2 separate regions of the Homo sapiens genome follow, and region 2 is linked to region 1. Evidence: chromatin loops called from intact Hi-C (ENCODE). Cell type or tissue: heart right ventricle. All regions are shown on one strand. Links, peaks and the distances in the headings refer to the core of each region. The heading gives the core; the rest is flanking DNA. Region 1 overlaps CPED1 (cadherin like and PC-esterase domain containing 1). Region 2 overlaps CPED1 (cadherin like and PC-esterase domain containing 1).

Region 1 (10,856 bases), core at 2,335-10,334:
TTCACGCTAAAGTAGTAAGAACTTATGCTCTACCTCCTTGGAGGCAGAGTAGCTACGTAACTGTTTTGGAATTCTTCTGCATGAGAGATTTGTCTCTTCATCACTATGTATTTATTTATTCAGTCAGTTATTTGCACCATTATGGGCTCATGGATATTTATTTTCTACTTTAGCTTATAATTCAATATTACTCTATTTATTTAATTGCCCAGATTGCTCCAGCTCTAATCGTTGACTTCAGTGTGTCTTCGACGTACCTTTGTTGTTACTTTTTTGTTTGCTTGCTTGTTTGTTTTTGAGCACTTCTTACTTTCTGACACTGCAACAGTCTAAGCTTATCTTGTGTATTTCCTGCCCCAACCCTTAAAACAGTCATTCCTCCAACAACATGTTTCCTTTTATTGGAGAATGGTATTATAAACCAACATTTTGCACTGGGAGTTTTCTGATTTTTAAATTGTTGCAATGTTAATATCTTTTAAGGTGTTTCAAGCTGCTGAGCATTTCAGACATTTAGAAATTTCGTAAAATGCAGTAATGAGAGTGTTGTCCCAGACAGACAATAGTCTTGAAAGCAGTAAAAATGTAAGCACGCATACCCACACATGTATATAGTCAGTTACACTTCAAAAGAAAATGACATAAATGGCATGAACACCTTTTTAAAAAAATCATTTAAAAAAACTAGGAGGGAACTTTAGCAAGCCTTCTAAAGTGAACATTTCTTAAAGGATTTATTTCACAAAAGTAAACTCATTGATTTCCTTTTACACTTTTTTAAATGGCTAATTTCTTCACAACAAAAATCTTTTCTTTTGCAAAATTTAAGGATAATGTCACTTTCTTGAACCTATGAGTAGCTTAGAAAAATTTAGGGAGCTCAAAACTCATCACAGATACTATTATGTCTCATTGATCTTTACAACCTCTTGTTGGGCAGAAAGAGGGTAGACATTAGGACAGGAAAGCCTGATCCCTAGTATGGGTTTAGGCCATTCATGGAGAGAATGGTTTAGAATTTCTCTGTTGAGTAACATAACATTTTCATTAACCCTTAAAGGCTATGGAGCCAGAAGCATAGCAAGTAAACACCCATGACCAGCCACTTGAGGTGAAGAGACCAGATTTATTTAGATTTTGTAGCCATGTTGTATAGTTCATTCAGGATCTCAAGCTTCCGTACATACGATTTCTCTTAAATTTAATTCTGAAAATTAAAATAGTCAACCCAGTAAACATCTACTAAGTGTCTACTATAATCAGTGTTAGAAACAATAAGGTGACTGTTTCTTGTCCTTAAAGAACAATCATAGATAAAATTAATTATGGGTGCTGTGGTACTGTTCCATAGATCTCCTACATGAAGAGTGCAGAGTAAGGAATTGGTTAATGCAACTTGAGAAATTTGGGAAAAGATAGAGGAATTTGCAATGATTAACTTATATCCAACTAATCTTGTAGTGGAATCAAGTATAGACCCTAATTTATCATCAATAAGCTAAAAATGTACTCATGAACATAATACTATGCACTAATCCTGATAAAGGATGGATACAGGTAAATACTTTGTTATTTAATAGGGATTTTATAATTTAGTTGTGAAAAGAAGGGTAATACAAATGAACAGTGAACAGATAAAATATCCTCACATATTATATTATAAAGGAATATTATGAATTACTAAAAAATTAAACACCTTTAGTACTTCACCTTAAAGGAAAAAAACTCAGGAAATCATCCTTGTTGTATCCTTATGGAATATGATAGTTTAATATCGTGAATAAGTAAATGAGGCTTGGCTTTTGTAGCTTTGTATTCTAGAAGCTCTTGGACATGTTTTTTTCCAAACTATACTTTATAAATCTGTTCTGCCTCAAATTAATGTGTAAGTGTTTACAGAAAATTTCCAATATGTAAAGCACTGGAATCTCCCATTTGTTTGTATAATTTAAGCACAATGAATTATTAACTTTGTTCTTCTCATGTTTATTTCTCTTCTTTTATCCTTACCAGCTAAGAACCAAAATTATATTTATTTCCTCTTTAAAAAACTAATGTTTTTCTTACTATTATTCTATTTTTAACTTATAGAATAGAATTTCAATATACTTGCTTTTGATTTAATTATAATTGTTTGCTGTTCACATGCAGTTATTCACTGATTCACTCATTTATACATTTTATAAATATGTGGCAAATGCTTTACATTTCAGTCACTATTGTAGGTACTGAGAATTTAGCAGTAAACAAAATAGATATAGTCTCTGCCATCATGGAGCAGATTTTCAAATTGGGGGAACCATAATAAACAAATACAGAAAAATATATATATATATATAATCTGTGAGATGGTGGTAAACACTGTGGAGAAGAATAAAGCAGGAAGAGACTTAATATTCTTAGATTTTTATTACGTGTGCCAGAAAATTAAAGTTGTCCTTCCTTGAGAATAAACAGCATTTGATGCTAATATGAACGATGCTATCTCAGATTTCTCTGTTGTTCTCTGGATTAAATTACGGATCTTGCAGATGTTATCAGCGAAGGAGGTCATTTGTGAGCCAGGAAATGAGTGTTTGCTTTATGGCAGCCTGTCTATGAGAAACTGGAAATATTCTAAAGGCAGCTTCACTCCTTAGGGCAGATGCTTCATTTTAAAACCAAACAAAACAAAAACCTCTAAAAATTGCTCTTACTTTTAACATGAACAGATGTTAGCTGGTTTCTGAGAACACTTAGAGAAGGATAAAAACTATAGTCAGTGCCATTTTATATCTGAATTAATTGATCTGGACCCTGACGTCTCCTTCCAAAATTGTCTGAGAAGTTTTCATCTTTTCCAGAGATAACACTATGAAGGCATGATAGTGATTCGTGTTATCAGCAGCTTTGCTTCCATGTGTTTGGGAGGTGCCTGTAGGTTTTTCACATTCTGAGATGGGGACTGGAGCATCCACATCCTGTTTTCCTAGAATTATGCCCTATGACCTTTCTATTTAAGACCTTGGTAAGCCTGATCAGGAAGTTCTGGTTTCTCCGCAACAGGGAAAGAAATAATTTTAATTGTTAAAAAAAAAAAAAACTAAGAAAGTTTTAAGGATATATTTTCAAAAATAGGTAGAGGCCAAGTACATATTTCTAGTTCCTGAGTACCTGCGAGGTAAGTACTAGCTCCTTTTATATAGGAAGATTTAACTTTGATTACCAGTGGTATTGCCAATAGTATGATGGGGCACGATACTCAGGTGAGGGTCTAGGGATACCTGAGTTATACCTGCTGTAGTTATTTCTTCCTCTGAGCTTCCAAAGACAAACAGATGTACCAGACAGTGAGAGAGAAAGGCTAGAGCTGGATAATTTCTGTGTCTGTTTCCTCACTTGTAAAGCACATGTAATAACATGTAATAATTGTTTCTACTCCACAGGGTTGTTGGAAATATTACATAAATTAATACATGTAAGGCATCAATAGCTAAATTTCTTTGTTGCTTCCCTGTTTTCAAAGGAGATAATGGTGTAATGTTCAAGAACATGGCCACTAGAGCTAGTTGTTTGTATCCAAATTCTCTTCCCACCACTAACTGGAACGGCGAAGTTGGGCAAGTTATTTAACCTTTCTGTGCCTGTAAAAAATAGAATAATCATATCAAATAGATTGTTGTATAGGATAAATGAGATAATACAAATATGTGGAACAATATTTGGCACATTGTAAGTTCTGAAGAACTATTAGCTGTTCACATCATTGTTACTACTACTTCTACTACTAATTTATTTGTAGTGGCTTTGGCCCCCAAATCCTAATGCAGTATTCTAAAGAGCAAGGCTAAATCATATAGAGTTGTCCTTTTCCCCATGCAAGGAGAACCTAAGAAGTCACCACCCAAATTGACCAGGGGCTTTGCCTGTTTTCAGCTAACACAAATCTGATGTCTTAGCACTTCTTACTCTAACGTCAACCTTCTCAGTGCAGAAAAGGCACATCGAGAAAGACATAAACAATGAGCATTTACTCCAGTGCTTAGAAAGAGCCTGTCCTAGGCCATTTACAAGTATGGCAACAGCCTTGAGACAGGCTCAACATGGAAAAAAGTGTAACGAGAGAGTGTGAATGAAAAAGAGATGAGGCAAGGCCCAGGTAGGAGCAGATTCTGGGCCACTTTTGCACTCCAACTGGGAAGAAGAGATGGAAGGAAAAAAAAGATGATCAGAGACCACTCTTGATTTTTCCAGGCTCTGAAAGGAAGGAACCCTAAGAGGCTAAGTTGCAGCCCTTGCCACCTTTAATGTAACCAACAAAATGTCCTTGGAATTGAATGACCTTCCCCAATCTTATGGAATAGCATGATAAATATAGAGATCAAAGGGTATATTCAAACATCCCTCTAGGGCCAATTAACTAAATAGCAGTTTACCTAATGTTATCTTAATAAAACCAATTTATCTAATGAACAACTCTAATTCATTAAAAGCTAATACATGGAACATCAATTTGTCAAATGGCCAACTCATGGAAACCTGGAACACTCTATTTTATGCCAGGTCTAGGATGGTGTGCTGCTACCAGAGACAGAGCCCAAGCAGAGTTAGGGCCAGGTGTGGGGGTAAGAGACCATGGCAAACTGGAGAACATGTGGGAAGTGGCTCCAGCCAGTCACTGCCTTGTAGGATATGGACCCAGTGTTACCAGAGCTTCCAAGTTTTCAAATAAAGGCTGAAATTGGAATTTTCTATGTGAATTGTGCTGACATTTGCATTTTGGCAAATACTTAAAACAAAAACAAAACAAACGCTGTGCAGGCCAAATGTATCCCGTCTGAGGGCTTGACTTGCCTGTGTGCTTTTAGTTTGCAATCTCTGCTGGAGACCTTGGGCATTTGCCTCCTAAATGCTCATGCTTTCAGCTGTGAAATTTGGCTCCAAAGCCCCGCAATATATAGTAATTTGTAATTGTGCTGAGGTACAAATTTGTATCCCAAATGCTCCAACGCTAACTTCTCAATGTGATTTACTTAGCTAGTGAAAGCACTTTGATCTCTGCCCAGTTTCTACATTTCAATGTGGCTTTAGGGTTTCTTTAACTAAATTTTAATACATAGTAGCTCTCATGAAACAAGTGAAACTTCATTAAAAAAAGAAAAAGGGCTTTGGAAAGCAGGAGAGGGAGCTGACTTCTAATGTTGGAAATAGAAATGAAGACAAAGTGAAAAGGTCTACTAAATGTTTAACTAGGAAATAGCTTTGGGGACATTGAAGTGGGATTCAATGCGGGTAACAGTGGGAGTTTTGAGAGGAAACAATCGGCATTTTTAGACCGTGCTAGCAAGCATTTGGGAAGAAGGTGTATGAAGATATTACTTGAAATTTCAGTTACACTTTACTTCATTTTAAGAGGAGATTTGTGGACTATACAGTATTTTTAAATTATTAATTTAAAATATTAATTAAATATCTTTGAGGGATGAGGTGGTCACCCTTATGAATGGCAAAAAGCTGTGTAATGCTTTGTAAGTTATCTTACTTTCTCCTACTTTGTTTTTAATGTTTAGACCCCTCAAAGAGATTGCTGAGAGCAGTGACTTTCTGCTCTTTTTTTTTTTTTTTTTTTGCTATTTACTTTCATACTTTGAGTACAATGTTCTGTTCACAGAAGGTTCTTTATAAATTCAATGCTTTGAATTATTTAAATGTGTCTTCCCATTTTAAACATTTATAGCTTAAATATATATTTCTATCAACTCTAGAATTTATGCATGTGCCTTGAATAGTGAAGAAGGGTACGCTTTAGACGTAGAGGAATATAAAACTTACTCTGAGACCAAAACACTGCAGGTCATGATTTGAAATCCCTCTGTGCATATCCTTATCTTCTTAAAATATTTAGTTGGGAATCATATGACAGGAGGTTTCTTCTAGGGTTCTAGTATTTCCTGGGCTAGAAATGATATAGAATGAAACAGTCTTTGTGTTTTGCTTTGAATCCAAATCAAAAAGTTTGGGATGAAAAAGCCAGGTGCACTTTTAAAATAAAGTATTGGATTCATCATATAGTATTTGGTTTTGTCTATAGGAATCTATGGGAACTTTTCTTGAAAGTGAGAGTGTATGGAGCAGGGTAGATCTTACAAGCCTAAGGCCTGATGGTTGCTGCACGATGAGATTTCTCTCATCCCCAAATCAACTGCTGCACCTCTCCTTGCTCCTTTGCCTTATTGTGCTGTCTTCCAGCATCTTGAGATACATCAAGCAAACAGAGAAGTTCTAGGATAAGAGCTTGAGTTCAATTGCCTGGATTCCTTGTTTGGCAGACAGGTTTCCCTTCCAACAACAGGACAATTAAAAACAGAGGAACCAGTAGCCCAGACAACACAAGATTTGTGAAACTGAAAATGACTTGATTGGTGGGGAGTGAAATTTCATTTCTAATTTTCATAGATCCCTCTTCCTTATTAATACTTTTCTCATAAAGCCTTTCTTTGGAAATATTATGCTTGTCAAGTGAGAAATTCTTTTGAAAAATTTGAAAAGCGAGGTATTTAAAGAAGTTGGTTACTTTGTAGCCTTTTAGAAGCTACTAGACCTAATGCAGGAGATGACTGGTGAGGTCTGGCATAAATAATTACTCAGAATATTTATCTCAGGACTGATCAACAAAAGAGAGAATGTATACAGAAATTGTTTGTTTTTTAAATTGGATTTTCATCCAAAATGAGGACTATTTCCTAAGTAATACCAATTCATTTAGACATTACCCAGAGGGGTTTTTTCCTGGTTATTTTTGAGATACCTATTTCTATATTATCTTTGAATAACATTAAAAATTGAAATACATTTCTTCTGTTGCTTTTATTGTTGTTTTTTCTCCATGAGGTAATGTGTTTACCATGCTCTCAAGGGGTAGTTATTCATGCATTAGTCAAGAAATATTTTTAAAGCACCAATTATATGTAGGGCATGTGATCTATATCTATATGTAGATATAGATATATAGATATATAGCAATATATATAAATCAAAGTGAATAAAGAAAAATAAACCCATGTATACACACAAATGTTAATTTTAAAATGTTTAGAGATTAGGCAAGAATGTACCCTTCTGAGATTATTTTGGCAAGTTACTATGATTTATTGGCAAATAGCTTCGTCCTTGGTGAAATAGCTGAAATATCATTTGCTTTCGTCTGTGTTATACTCCATAGTTTGAACTGAACTCTGCTATGTATAACTATATTACAAATTTCTTTTATGCAAAATCTGTCGTTTTTATTTTCATTGAATTTAATTTTCTCTCTATTACAACACTTTCTTTTATGGAACATCACAAAAGTAAATTTGATGTTTGACGAGTAAATCTATGAAAAACAGTGGGAAGACCTAAGCCCAGAACAAAATATTTGATGTTTTCACTTCTTATCATTATTTGACTTCACAGCTTTCTTCTATCTTAAAAGATTTTATTATTTTTTCTCCCAAATCTACAAAAAAAGACTTTATTAATTTTTAAAATAAGTGATTTAAGGTATTCTAATTTCAATCTTTTAAATGAATTTTATAATGTCTTTTAAATGAATTTTATAATATGTATAATATAGACAATTACATTTTCTATAGAATAAAATACTAAATATAAAAATACTAGAAATTCCAAAATTTAAAAAGTTGAATTTTAGTTATTTTACTGACATTTTGTCTTAAGTATATTTGAGATCATTTACTTGTGTTTCAGAATTTAAATAATTACATTTTTTAATCTGAAGAATTAAATATTGCTTTTAAAATATCTGATGAAAACTTATTTGTTTTGAATATTCTTTTGCTTTTAGGTGATCTGGGCTCTTGGGATCTGCTCATTTGCCTGTCTTCTAAGAAAGCAGAAGGAACACCCTGTATATCCAAGGAAGTCATGTGCCAGTTAGGTTTACATCAAAAGGTAAATACTCTCAAGATGTGCACAGATTTTATCAGCCCTACAGATATTAACACTGGCATTTCCTGGTCTATAATGTTTAAGAGTCTTAAAGAATTAGAGTCATTGTATCTATGGAGAATCTTCCAACTGGCCATGCCTTATATACTTTACCATAAAATAGTCACCACTTTTTGTTTGATAAGATCTCCCTCAGCTTCAGCTGCTGCAGATATTGTTGTTTTACTTAGTAAGACCCAACTTTATCTAGAAGTCTGCAGCCTATGAAGTGTTGCTTAATCTGACCACTTGTTCACCGAAGTGGTAAAGTCTTTATTTTTTAGATGCCTTTTCTAATTTTTTTTCTAACTTAAGTTGGTATCATAAGTTACAATAAAATTTATAAAATTTCTAATTACATTTTAAAATTGACATTTAGTACTTACTCTTTATATCGTGTGAACTTTTGTAAATGGTTTTAGAAAACTTAACTAAAAAAATCCAATGTTTACCATGTGCTAATCACTGTGCTGGAAAATTTACATATTGTTGATACCTATAACGAATCTGTACGAAAAGTGACAAATCCAATAGCTCTTATACAGTCCCTAACTGGAGATGGAGTATTGTACCCAGATCACTTGATATTCCTACAATTCGCCATCTAGATAGCACCTTTCTTCTTCTTCTTCTTCTTCTTCTTCTTCTTCTTCTTCTTCTTCTTCTTCTTCTTCTTCTTCTTCTTCTTTTTTTTTTTTTGAGACGTAATCTTGCTCCATCGCCCAGGCTGGAGTGCAGTGGCGCGATCTCGGCTTACTGCAAGCTCCGCCTCCTGGGTTCACGCCATTCTCCTGCCTCAGCCTCCGGTGGTAGCGGGCGCCCGTAGTCCCACGCCCGGCTAATTTTTTTGCATTTTTTAGTGGAGATGGGGTTTCACCGTGTTAGCCAGGATGGTCTCGATTTCCTGACTTCGCGATCCGCCCGCTTCGGCCTCCCAAACTGCTGGGGATAACTCCTTTCTTCTAACTCTTCACTTTTTTGGCATTTGGGCTGAGCACACGCTTTTGTGACTCCATGTACATTTCTGGCCATTCCTCCTCTGTTTTCTTTACAACCAACTTTTCTCTGCCCATTCTTTGAATCCCTGTGTTCCCTAACTCCAATCCTGAAATTTCAACAACCATTTGTAGTTGAGATTCCGAAATCTACCTAGGTACAGAGCACGTTTCCAGGCTTCAGGCTTGAATATGCAACAGGCTGCTGAACATCTGCACCTGGATGTCCCACAGACATATCAAACTCAACCTGGCGAAAACTGACTCATTCTTTTCCTCAGTAAATTCTCTCCTGCTCTTGTGTTCAGAAGCTTCAGCGCTTCTGTTTCGTTTGTTGTAAGCAGAATCACCCAGTCTGTCATCTCCCAAGATAGAAATTACCCACTTTGTCATCTCCTAAGATAGAAGGGCCATCACCCTTGAGCCCTTCCTTCCTCTTCCTTGGCATTGACCTTCTATTAATTGCCAATACTACTGAATTTAACCTCTTAACGTTTTTTTTTCTTCTGTTCTTGTTTTTGTTTTGTTTTTTTGAGACAAAGTCTCCCTCTGACACCCAGGCTGGGGTGCAATGGCGTGATCTCACCTCACTGCAACCTCTGCCTCCCAGGTTCAAGCAATTATTGGGCCTCAGCCACCAAGTAGCTGGGATTACACATGTGTACCACCACGCCTGGCTAATTTTTATATTTTTAGTAGAGACGGGGTTTTGCTGTGTTGACCAGGCTGGTCTTGAACTCCTGGCCTCATGTGATCTACCTGCCTCGGCCTCCCAAAGTTCTGGGATTACAGGCCTAAGCCACCATGCCAGGCCTATCTCTAAACATTTCTCACATCTGTCATCTATTCTCTGTATTTACTACCTTTATTCTGGTCAGATAATCATCATCTCTTACCTGGTTTATTGCTAAATCTTGCTCAATGGTTTTTCTGAAGCAAATATTTTACCCCTGAAATCTATCCTACTCACAGTTTTGAGATGAAAAATATAAAATGGTGAACTAGCCTTTTTACATCTATGCTTACAATCTTGAATGGCTTCTCATCAACCCTAGAATAAAGTCTTAATATTTGCTTTGTATTAGGCTTCCAGGAAGAATCAAATGCCATACTCATAAAGATGTATCTGAAGACAAACTAATAAAGAAACTATTTACAGAGGTTTTGGCAGGGAAAAAGAAACTAAAAGGCCTAGTGAGGCACTTGGGAACTAGCAACATTATAAAAGTTTCACTACACTGGGTCGTAAGAGGGATGTGTAGAAGGAAGGGCATAGCTAGAATCCAATGAGAGCTGCAACCAAGAAGGAGGTGTCCTTGGAAAGGTGTGGTAAACTTAGGGGAGTGTAGCTTTTGCCATATCACAGACCTGCAGAGAGGGAGCCTTGGGGATAAACACCCCACCTCTCTCTACTGCTACCCTCCAATCTCTTGCCAGTGCCTCCCATTGGTCCGAGCTAACTGCTGGTCAAAGGGCAAGAGATTCTCTGTGATGCCACCCACAAACGTCAGCCTCCTGGGGGACAGAGCAGGTGGCAGAGACCTGGAGGGCCAAGTGGTGAATATTTAGCACAATAAGCTATTCAAGGTTTTTTGTGAGTGGCTTTTGCCTAACAATACCCTTTTCTTATCTGTTTCTAACTGGGTGTCATGCTGCAAGTGATATGAAACTGCTTACTGTTCCCTAAATGCCTGTGCTGTTTTGTCACATACCTTTATTCTTACTGTTTTGTCTGCCTGGAATGCTCTTTCTCAGTCCTCTTTGCCTCAGTGATTTTCAACCAGGGAAAGATTCTGTCTCTTCTAGTAATATTTGGCGATGTCTAGAGATAGTTTTGGTTTTGTCACATCTGGGGGGATGTTTGGTACTGGCATCTATAGGTTAAAGCCAAGG
Region 2 (10,856 bases), core at 1,865-9,864, 48 kb before region 1:
AAATTGTACATCTATTTTTAGGCACAGTAAAGTTATTGAAGAATGTGTATTTTTGTTGTTGTTGTTCATTTATACTAGCATTAACTTTTTTCTTTTCCTGACTACATCACAGTTACAATGGATGTAAACTGTGACTGTTAAAGTCATTTCTTGTTAGTTTCAACATTGAGAAAGGCAATTTCTTAAAAAATAGTTGAGATAGTCTTGCTCTTATTTAATGCCTAAAATTTTTGCTAGGAATTTTGAATGAAAAGGTTTTATTCATGAACTTACAGCTTTCTTACTCCCCTTGTTCACTCTGTGTGATTCCTACTTTGTTTGTAATTTAGGCATATGTTAGCTGTTATTTGTGGGCTGTCATAGAAAATTCGATTTCAACTTTGAATCTCCTACTACTTATAAACCATCTGAAACTTACTGGCTCCTGGTGTAAAACATTCACTTGAGAATTTTCTTCACCAAAAATGCCAAACACATGATGAATTTCGTTTAAAAATGATTCACAGTCTTAAGTATTTTAACTGTAAGCAAGATTCTAAATTTACAATTATAGTTCAGGAGCCCAGTGGATATGGAAAGTAGATTTCCAAACATTAGCCATGTCACTCCATTTTTAACCTATGCCAGCCCCTGGATTAAAGCCACTTTTTATTTGAGACAGAAAGGAAGTGAGAAAGAAAGTATCATACACATGTTAATTAAAACCAGATACAAATTAATTCTACTTATAGTATATGTTTTGAAAAAAGAGTCAAATCATACTCCAATTTAAATTATTAGATACTCTTTCAGATGGCTAAAATGAAGAGAGAAAGCTTTTGGGATCAATATATTGATCATTTTCTAAAGTAACTACTTGTGAAGTTCATTTAAAAAAACTGATTAGATGCTATATAGGTTTCCTGAAAACCTAGAATTAGCTTTGAGGCATTTTATAGAAGTAGCATTGTTTCTATCTGTAAATTTTGGATTTTGTTATTACTTTTATTTAGTCAAATCTTAGTCAAATCTTTGCTTTAAGTGTTTTTAAAAGTTACTTAAACCAGCTGATTTTGACCTAGGGTTCATGGATTCCAGAATGTATTTAGATGTATGAAATGTATACATCCATGACATTTTATGCAAAATACTGTAATGTAGGTGTATGTGAAGATCTTTGGGGGGAAAATTATAGATTTATGTCAGATATTCAGAACTAAAAACATGCTAAGAACCACTACAAATGCTTAACAACCAGTATGTTTACATGTTAAACTAACTGCCCCTCCAGGATGTGTAAACTGGATGTAGATTTAAAAACCTAAAATCAAAAAATCATAGTTAAAGACTTCAACTGAGCATATTAGAACAAGTGTTTCAGTGAATGTTTTAGTGTTTGCAGGGATAAATATTCAGAAACCAAAGTAAATACACAGAAGTAAAAACTTCTTGGATCAGAGTTTTTATTCATTGAATAAGTAATACATATTTCCCAGCCTTTTTTGTTGCAGTTGTATCTATGAGAAGACCTTTTGTACTTTGTCAGCCTCCTAATGGAGGGTTCTGTACTACCAAATATTTGATGGTGGGTGACTTTACCCTGCACACTTTTACACATGGGATCTGGTTCAATGTGTAAAGCTGTTTTCAATATGGATTGAAATCATGGTATAATATATGCCAACTTTCCATAGTGAGGAAGTACTCTCCCTCTTTCTTGCCAAACTTTAATTCATTTTTCCATTTGAATAATGCAAAGGGCTTGGCTAAGCAGATGTATTTTTGTCACTTCTTCTGAGTTTTCTCTCAACATCAGTAGTCTGAATATTGCCTGACAATCTGCCAAGTCTTAAAATTATTTCAATTTAATATATAAACACAGATGTGTTGTCTTCATCAAAGTAGGTCACTCAATAGATTTATCTATTTTATAGCATCTAACAGTTTAACATTTCATAGCACAGGAAGCACATTAAATTATAAACAGAAGCAATGAAAGAAAATCTCCTTAATATATGCTTCTTTAATGGAAACTTTGCTATTTGGGGAATACATTTATACTCACCATAGCCATGTGTTTCTGATTACCTCCTGTTGATGGCTCCAAAATGAGAACTACTATTTTGTTGACTGTTGCTTGACTATTCATTTCCCATGTCTTCTTGACCCTCCCTTCTCTTTAAATGACCATTCTATATGACATCTACTTTCTCAAGGATCAAAACATAGCCCAGTGCAAATAAGTGGATGTTCTCATTGAAAATGATCTAATTAATCTTGTTTGCATTTCTAATAGTAAATAGTATATTTAACATTTGAAAATTTCTAAAAAAATTCCTTACTTGGCCCAGGTTTTCTAGAAATAGAACTGGAGGCAAACACTTGCATGCTAACACTTTGTTGGAGAATGCAATCCCAGGGACACAAGAGTGAGGAAAGAACAGAGAAGGGAGAGCAAACAGAAGGGAGTACATTATTGCAAGTCATTTCTAGAGAGGCTTTCTTCAACGACCACGTCTCAGTACAGGTGCTGGACAAAAGGAGCAGAAAGAGCAAGCAATTTATCACCTGATCTCCTCTCCTGCCTTTTGTTGATTGGAGTCCCTCTCATGGTATTTGCAGGTTGAGTTTTTTGGCTTCTCAGGGCAGCCACTAGAGAAGCTCGCCCCTGGGTGGGGGTCGTCCTGCAGGTGCAAAGGTGAAGTGGACTCTCCTTTTCAATCAGTACTGTGAGTAGGAGCTTCCAGGTCTGTGCTTCAGAGACAGTGAAAACGCTGTCCTTAGTTTGATGACCACAACAATGGTGAGTAATGCCCACTAGAAAGGTAGATGAGGCAATGTGGCCTACTCACTACTGAGGCAGTAGTTTGATAACTTTGCTTTCTAGAAATCCACCAAAAATCCAGCAAAAAATGCTTGCACTCTTGGCAAGAGGCCTCTCTTCTTTTATATAAAAATGTTGTAATTATCTCACTGAGAATCCTTCTCTTTAACTAAAAAAAAATCCCCTACAGAACCTTGCTTCCTCTCTACCCTTTCTCCTCCCGATATCTTTCATTTATTCATTTTCATTCATTTAGTAAATATTTATTGGACAATTTGTATGTATTAGCCTCTTTATGAGATACAAGTTATATAGAAATAAAAGCTTCTGTGAGACAGACAAGTAAATTAACACGGTGATAGGAAACTGACAATTACAAGACTACTTTTTGAATGTTGAGAAGGAACTAGAGAGGGTAGAGAAAGAAAAAAGTATTACATGCAGATTAGCCTGCATATGCAAATAAGAAATGAAATAGCTGGATAGCCTGATACATTTGGAGAATTCAAAGTATTTGTTATACTGTGTGTGTGTGTGTGTGTGTGTGTGTGTGTGTGTTGTTGTTGTTGTTACTGATGGAAGCAGGAAGGCAAATACACAAAGTAGAAAAGTCAGCAGGGTCTAGATGTTGGAAATGTGCACATGATAAGGAGTCTGGATTCTATTCCAAAGGCAACAGAGAATCCCTGAAGAATGCTAAGCAAAGACTGGCATAAATACATAAGTGTATTAGAGAGAAAGTGAGAAAACACACATTGCAGAATGGACTGGAGTAGAATTGAAGGCAGGAAGACCAGTTGGTAGGCTGTTTCAAAATGCCTCTTCTTCGCCAAATCTTACTTTCCATGTGTGTTCTTGAACACCCCCTTTTCAACCTTTTTCAAAATTGGCTCCACAGTTACCCTCTATTACTTATAATATTGCCAATTCCAAATCTTTCCTCCTGCCAGCGAACATGTGTAGAACTAATAAAACAATAAGCTTTCTTTGTACCTGGCAATCTACCTAATATGATATGCTCCCTGTCTCTCTACTTCCCTTCAGAGAAACTGTAACTGGTTCTCTTTGCATGTACTTCCTTGTTACCTCTCCCGATTCCTTATCCTTTGCATTTGGTCATTTCTATTGAAACCTCTCTTGGTGAACCCCTTATTACCAAATCTAATGAGATCTATTTTCAGTCTACATCCTTCTTCTCTGAGGCATGTTCTGCTATTGGGAAGTGACTCTTTCTTGAAATTTCCTTTTCGAATTCCACAACACAACAAGGTTATTCTGAAAAACTTGTGGTCTCTTTTCGAGTTCATTTCCTCTCTCTGATGACACAGGTAGACATTTCCAACCTTAGGTCCTTGGATCTTTGCCTTGTTTTATACTTTTCCTTGATGAATGTATCAGTTTTGCCTATTGTTAATTTTCACCCTTGGCAGATGACATATCACCTACCTCTTCAAATTCCTGCTACCTTTTTCTAGAATATTATAAAATACTACAAAAATTTAAATAATTTATTTCACAAACCTCATGCCCAAATCAATGACTCCTCTTAACCTCCCTATTTCCATGAATAGGACCTGTCACCCAACCACCATTTTCCTAGATGCATAGTTTTTACACCTTTGATATTTCTTGCTTCTTCCCTGTACCTTGCTCCTCACCAAATCCATCTGGCCTGGCTCCTTACCAAATCTGAGGTCTGCCACTGAGCGACATGGCGAGCTCCAAATTAGAAAGACCACAACATTCTTCAGTTTTTTTTATTCTTCTTCCTCTTCTTCTTCTTCTTCTTCTTCTTCCTCTTCTTCTTCTTCTCCTTCTCCTCCTCCTTCTCCTCCTCCTTCTTCTCCTCCTCCTCCTCCTCCTCCTCCTTCTTCTTCTTCTTCTTCTTCAATAACTCTGGGAGTGGTGGCTCACATCTGTAATCCTAGCACTTTGGGAGGCTGAAGCAGGAGGATCACTTAAGTCCAGGAGTTCAAGACCAGCCTAGGCAAAATAGGGAGAGCCTATCTCCACAAAAAGTTAAAAAAAAATTAGCTGGGATTGATGGCATGTGCCTGGAGCCCCCCAGCTACTCGAGAGGCCAAGGTGGGAGGATTGCTTGAGCCAGGGATGTCAAGGCTGCAGTGACCTGTGATCATGCCTCTGCACTCCAGCCTAGGTGACAGAGCAAGCTCCTGTCTCAAAAAAAAAAGAAAAGGGAATTATCCTTAGAAATTTTTAATAGAGGTAAAAAAACCCCACATATTATAAAATTTAACCTCTTAACCATTTGTGAGTATACAGTTAAGTAGTATTAATCATATTTACATTGTTGTGCAAAGTCCAAAATATTCTTGCCTTGTTCACAGCCCTTATTCAGAAACATTAGTCTCAACCAGCTTGCATGTTGCTTCCTCTTCTCCTTGGCATCTGGCCCAGATCTGGATTTCCTCCTTGTGGTTTATATATTGCCTGTAGACATGGTGCTCCTTTTTTAGCTCTAACTTCTAATTTCTCTCTGGGACCATGCTGTGCATTTAGCCCTTTATTATACTATTATAATTTTAGTAAATATCACATGAGCACAGCCCTTATGGCTATGTAAAGTGGAATTTTCTCTAGTCCTCCAAATTAATTCAGATAAGAGTTCATCAGATTCCAAAATCTTAGCATCTATCTTCACAATCTCAATGCTGTGTCCTTGTTGTCACTAACCTAGACTCATTCAGTGGTTTAACCAGTTACCCCTCCATCTGCCTGCATATTCTAGGCAGTCTGTGCACAGGTCCCATTAATACCTCTGCTGAAAGCTTTCAGGAGTTGTAACGTTGAGCGCACTCAATTGAGTAGAAACCACACTGATCCTGGCATGTTCCAACATACTTTTCCAGCCTTATCTCTACCCTGTCTCTATGTGTAATCCATAATCCATAATCCACCCAACAGCCTGCCTATTTTCTAAACTCCCACATCTCTCCTTCTGTCAGGAGTCTCCTCCAGGGAGCCTGCTCTACTCAATACCTCTAGAAATCTTCATGATCATTCTTAAAGCTTTTGAGAACCTATGGAGTTTCACTTCCTTCATTATAGCAGCCCTTATCTCCATAAGTGGATGTGTGCTTAAACATCCCTAATAAAACTTATGTTTCATTGTAACTATTTATAAATGAAGGAACATTAGAATGTTAGAACTGCAAATAAGTTAGAGATGATTAAGTTCAACATCTTTCTTTTTTAAGTGAAGAGAAAGAAGGTCACAGAAAGAAAGTGGCTCTCTCAAAGTAACATAACAAGTTGATAGTGTGGACAGGACTGGACTGAGACCTATGTCCTTTCTATTTTATTATAGCCCCATATGCTAACTCCATTCATTGGTATTATGGGTTAAATTGTGTACCCCATCCCTGAAAAGATATGTTGAAGCCCTAAACTCCAGTACCTCAGAATGTGACCTTACTTGGAAATAGGGTTATCGCAGATATAATTAGTTAGGATGAGGTCACACTGGAGTAAGGTGGCCCCTAATCCAATATGACTGGTGTTATAGGAAGGCAGTAGATGGGGCGTGGTGGCTCACACCTGCAATCCCAGCACTTTGGAAGGCCAAGGTGGGTGGATCACCTGAGGTCAGGAGTTTGAGACCAGCCTGGCCAACATGGTGAAACCCTGTCTTTACTAAAAATACAAAAAACTAGCTGGGCATGGTGGCGGGCACCTGTAATTCCAGCTACTCAGTAGACTGAGACAAGAGAATCACTTGAACCCAGGAGGCAGAGGTTGCAGTGAGCTGAGATTGTGCCACTGCACTCCAGCCTGGGTAACAAGAGCAAAACTCGGTCTCGAAAAAAAATAAAATAAAATAAAATAAAATAAAATAAAATAAAATAAAATAAAATAAAAAATAAAAAGAAGAGGACAGCATAGGAAGACAGAGACACACAGGGAGAATGCCATGTAATGTTGAAGGCAGAGATTGGAGTCATGCAGCTGCACACTGAAGGACACCAAAGATTGCGGCAAACCCCCGGAAACTCGACAGTCAAGGAAGGATTCCACCACAAGTTTCAGAGGAACTGCTGACACTGTTATTTCAGGCTTCTAGCCTCCAGAATTACGAGATTTAGTAAGCAAGCTTCTCTTGTTTTAAACTATCCAGCTTCGAATACTTTGTTACAGCAGCTCTAGGAAACTAATAAATTTGGGAAGGCAGAATAGTTAAGTACATGAACACTGCATTCAAATTAATACCATTTATTAACTTGTTACCTTGGGCACATTTCTTGACCTCTCTAGGATTTAGTTTCCTTACCTGAATATGGATATATTATCACCAACTCCCCAGGCTAACATGATCCTTAAATGAGATAAATCACATGAAGCACTTAAAGTGTCTGGCAGATAGAAAGCACTCAATAAATATTAACTATGAAAATAATTATTATTTAATTTCCTTGAAGACTCCCTCCTCTCTGTGGACCCTATAGACCCTAACATTTGGCCTTCACAAAGTCAGTGAGCAATAAATAATTGCTGCAATCAACATAAGTCTTTGGATAAGAAATGTCTGAGATGAAAGCTTTGTTGAGTTTCTCTCTCTATCCCCCAGCCTCTAAGCTGTTGCCTTTTCACAGTAAAATGAATCTTTTGAAACAAAACCAAACTTAAGGAGGCTGATATATCACTCAACGTCAGACTTGCTTATTTATAGGCAAGTCTTCAGTTTTGTGGAATCCTTTTTTTTTTTTTTAAAGTCTGAGATGCTGAGATGAACAGCATGTTATAGCTGGGGATGGGGAGGAGTGAGTTCAGTGCAGATAGGAGGAAAGAGATTAAGATTTTGGACCCTGAGTAACATATCTATTCATTGGTTTATTGTCTTTCTACACAGAATATAAGCTCCTTCAGATCAAATGCTTTAGTTGATTGGCTTACTGCTACATCCCCAGTGTAAAAACAGCCTCTGATACATAGTGAGCATTGAATAAATATTCAGTCGATGAATGAATAAATAAATGAATGATGAATTTGAATTTGCCAACTCTAGAGCAGGGCAAGATATGAGAGGAACTCCTTCTCCCTCTTTTCTTTCTCTTGCTGAACTCAAAAGTCCTCCACTTCTCCTTTTTCCTGTACAAGTATCCCTTGATCTCTTTACTGTACTATCTCTTGGACTTCTGGCTAATGGTAATCATCATGCCACTTCTACATTAAAGTTGATTAATTATCTTTGATTAATTAACTATCATTGATTTCTCGTTATCATCAGCTCCTTTGTCTCATTGAAGTCCTTAGCCTATAAACATTCTCAAGTATCTACCATAATAATAATAAAAATAACATCCTTTCCTAATCATTGTGCCTTTCTAATTACATCTCTTCTTTCTTATCCTCATTGTCACCATCATCTAACCTCTATTTCTGTTAAGGAATTTCCATTTTTAACAGATTGATCCTACCTAAAATTGAGCCATTCCTTTTATAAATTTTTATATTGTAACTGGATTGGAAGATGTAGATTTTAAAATCTTGCTGATGGAATTTAAATACAGGAGTTTATGTATACGAGGCTCTCAAGAGATGTTATCAACACACTAACAGGTACGCAACTTCCATAGAATTAGTTAGGCTGCCTGATGAGCATTTAATGTTTGTGAATTTATCTGAGACAGTTGATTAGAGCGATGTTAAATTTTTATAATGAAATATGCATATGGGTGAAAAATTGCTCATACTGAGAGAACTTAAACAAATTCAAATTTGTTTACATTAGATACATTTTAATGAAGGCTTGATGAAGCTCAAATTTCAACAAGTTATATTAAATGTCATATGTATCAAAGAATTAATCATTTTATAAGTGTCATTCTCTCTTGTTTTTTCAGATAGTGGCAGGAACTTCTGCTTCTTTCTCCCTCTAAGCAATTCTGTTTCTTGTTTAAATGGAATTGAAAATTCATATAAGATAAACCCTCTGAAATGGAAAGCACTAAATACACTGACATTATAAAAAGGGCTTCCTGTTATCAACTCTGAGTCTGTGGCCTTTTGGGGTGAAAGGAATGTTTTGGTTTCGTTTTCCCCCTTGGCTTCCTTTAGATATTTTTTCCAAGGGATCTGTTCTCACTAAAAGAATGAGCTCATGTTCTAACATAGGATTTACGTTCTGTGGCAGAAACTACACCAAATTTGGAAATTTGCAAGGTAAACAGAACTTTGTCAACTTTTGCACTTTTTGGAGACTTGTTCAAAATGTAACATTAAGCATTTTGACTTACCACATATGGAGTTCGGAAAGAAACGTGACAATAAAAGACTGAGTCGGCCATGTATAAGGATCTTAAAAAATTTTATTCAACTTTCAATTAAATTCACTAATAGAGGCTAGGGGTATTTACGATCCAAAATAATAGATGGATTAAAATAATTATCAAGAAGAACACATGGATTTGGCAGTGCAGAATGGGCCTTATCATGTTCCTTGACATATAACTACCTTTGGTGTCCCTAACCTTTATCTGGGTGTTCTCAGTAGGAACCCCTACCGTTCATTTATAGTGCAGGCCAGTCAGAGTAACTTGGTAAGAGGGAAACTCTGTAACTCTGCATATGACTGTTGAGAATAGATCTTACAATCTTCAGCACAGCTTTCAATCTCAAGCCTGTTAAGTATATTGAATAAGAAGCCTAGCAGATCATGGGTATGTTGTGAAATACGTTGGTCCAAATTCCAGCTTTATCCTAGCTATAGGACAACTGGTAAATTTTATCTACATTTTTAAATCCTCAGTTCTCTTGTTGGAAAACGTAACTAACCCCTATTTGTGGGAACTGAATAAAAATCATATGTTTGAAAGCATCAAGCATGGTTGTTGGCCAGAGTCAATGTTCAATAAATATTATGTGTGTCCTTTCTTCCCCTGAGAAGCTGGGTTTAAGCTCTCATCTCAAAAACAAGCACTGGGTATATGTTACATTATATTTTCTTCAATAATGCATATGTAGCATGTATTTTTGATTGTCACCCTGTGTTTTCTTCGGTACATTTTGCTCAGGTAAATGTTTGAAGCTACTTGTCCACTTTCCTTTTTGGCACCTATAGATACAGTCAAATGCAAGCATATTCCACGGGGTTTCCAGGGATGTGTATAATACTTCCTCATCTGCTCAAGAAAGTCACTTTGACTGCCAGGAGTCAGAATGCAACATATCTTCCCTCATTTATTAAACATAAATTATTCATAAATTTTGATATTTTAGTTCTTTTCATAGCAAGTCTCTTGTAACATACATCACAGCTGATCTTGACAAATTGAAGCTGGTAATTGCTGACCTGAGCATATTTTGAGTATGCTTGAGAGAGGGATTTGGGGTAGCCAATCTAGGAAGAGTCAGGTGGAGCAAGAAGCCTGATGGTAATGTGTAACTATGGGAAGAAAATGGAATTTACTTAAAAAATAATATTGCTCCGGGGTCATAATATTTCTTATTTCTTTTGGCATAGGAAAAAGTAGGTGGCGTTAGGGTGGTGGTGCAGACTTCTAGAAACCACCAGAACAAACTGTTAAATTAGTTCATGTATCTGAAACAGATCCTGCCGTGACCCATTCAGCCTTTCCAAGAGAAAGGGAAATTACCTGGGACTGAAATGGGGAATCCCAGTTTCCATAATGAAGAGTTGAGTGACCATGGACAAGTGACTTCTTTGTGTTTTATTTTCCTAGTCTGTGGTCCAGGGATTGAAATGCCTGTCACAGAGGTGCTATGGGATCTAATTAGACACTTTAGCTGAGAGTACTTTGAAAAACATTGAGATTATAAAAGACAGAGGAATATATATTTTCATATCCAAAAGAATGATATCATTAAAATATTCTCATTGCATTTGGTGCCTCTTGGGAAAAGAAGACACACACACACATATATATATATAAAACACAAATGTGATTACTGGAAACACTCTTTTCATTAAAAATTTATAGTATAGTGTGCTATACAAATGCCAAGTTATAAAGTTATGTTTCAAAATGCCACTAGGAGTCCAAAATTGTGCTGCTACAATTGAGTTTCCTCTTGA

Evidence for each region. A loop is a pair of places that touch in the nucleus more often than their neighbours do. Peaks named below come from ENCODE experiments on the same cell type or tissue, not always from the same donor. Only the 100,000 strongest peaks of a DNase experiment are listed, where the experiment ranks them.
Region 2: a loop joins it to region 1, with 1.9 times the contacts of the local background. A loop is called at or near these places in 12 of 110 quality-filtered maps.

Annotation. Positions count from the first base shown.
Region 1 is chr7:121,039,062-121,049,917 of GRCh38, forward strand. CPED1 (cadherin like and PC-esterase domain containing 1) reads left to right here. Exons shown (of 23, transcript NM_024913.5): 4 at 7,826-7,932. Among named protein-coding and RNA genes, the nearest start is that of CPED1, 56 kb to the left of the region's middle. RefSeq lists an enhancer at 2,754-3,048 and a silencer at 2,754-3,048. In heart right ventricle, for the core only: no CTCF peak of the experiment used is centred there; no DNase peak of the experiment used is centred there; H3K27ac peaks cover 2,168 bases.
Region 2 is chr7:120,991,300-121,002,155 of GRCh38, forward strand. The region is part of intron 2 of CPED1 (cadherin like and PC-esterase domain containing 1); the gene reads left to right. Among named protein-coding and RNA genes, the nearest start is that of CPED1, 8.0 kb to the left of the region's middle. In heart right ventricle, for the core only: no CTCF peak of the experiment used is centred there; DNase peaks (open chromatin) are centred at 5,222 and 6,798; H3K4me3 peaks cover 1,191 bases; H3K27ac peaks cover 6,051 bases.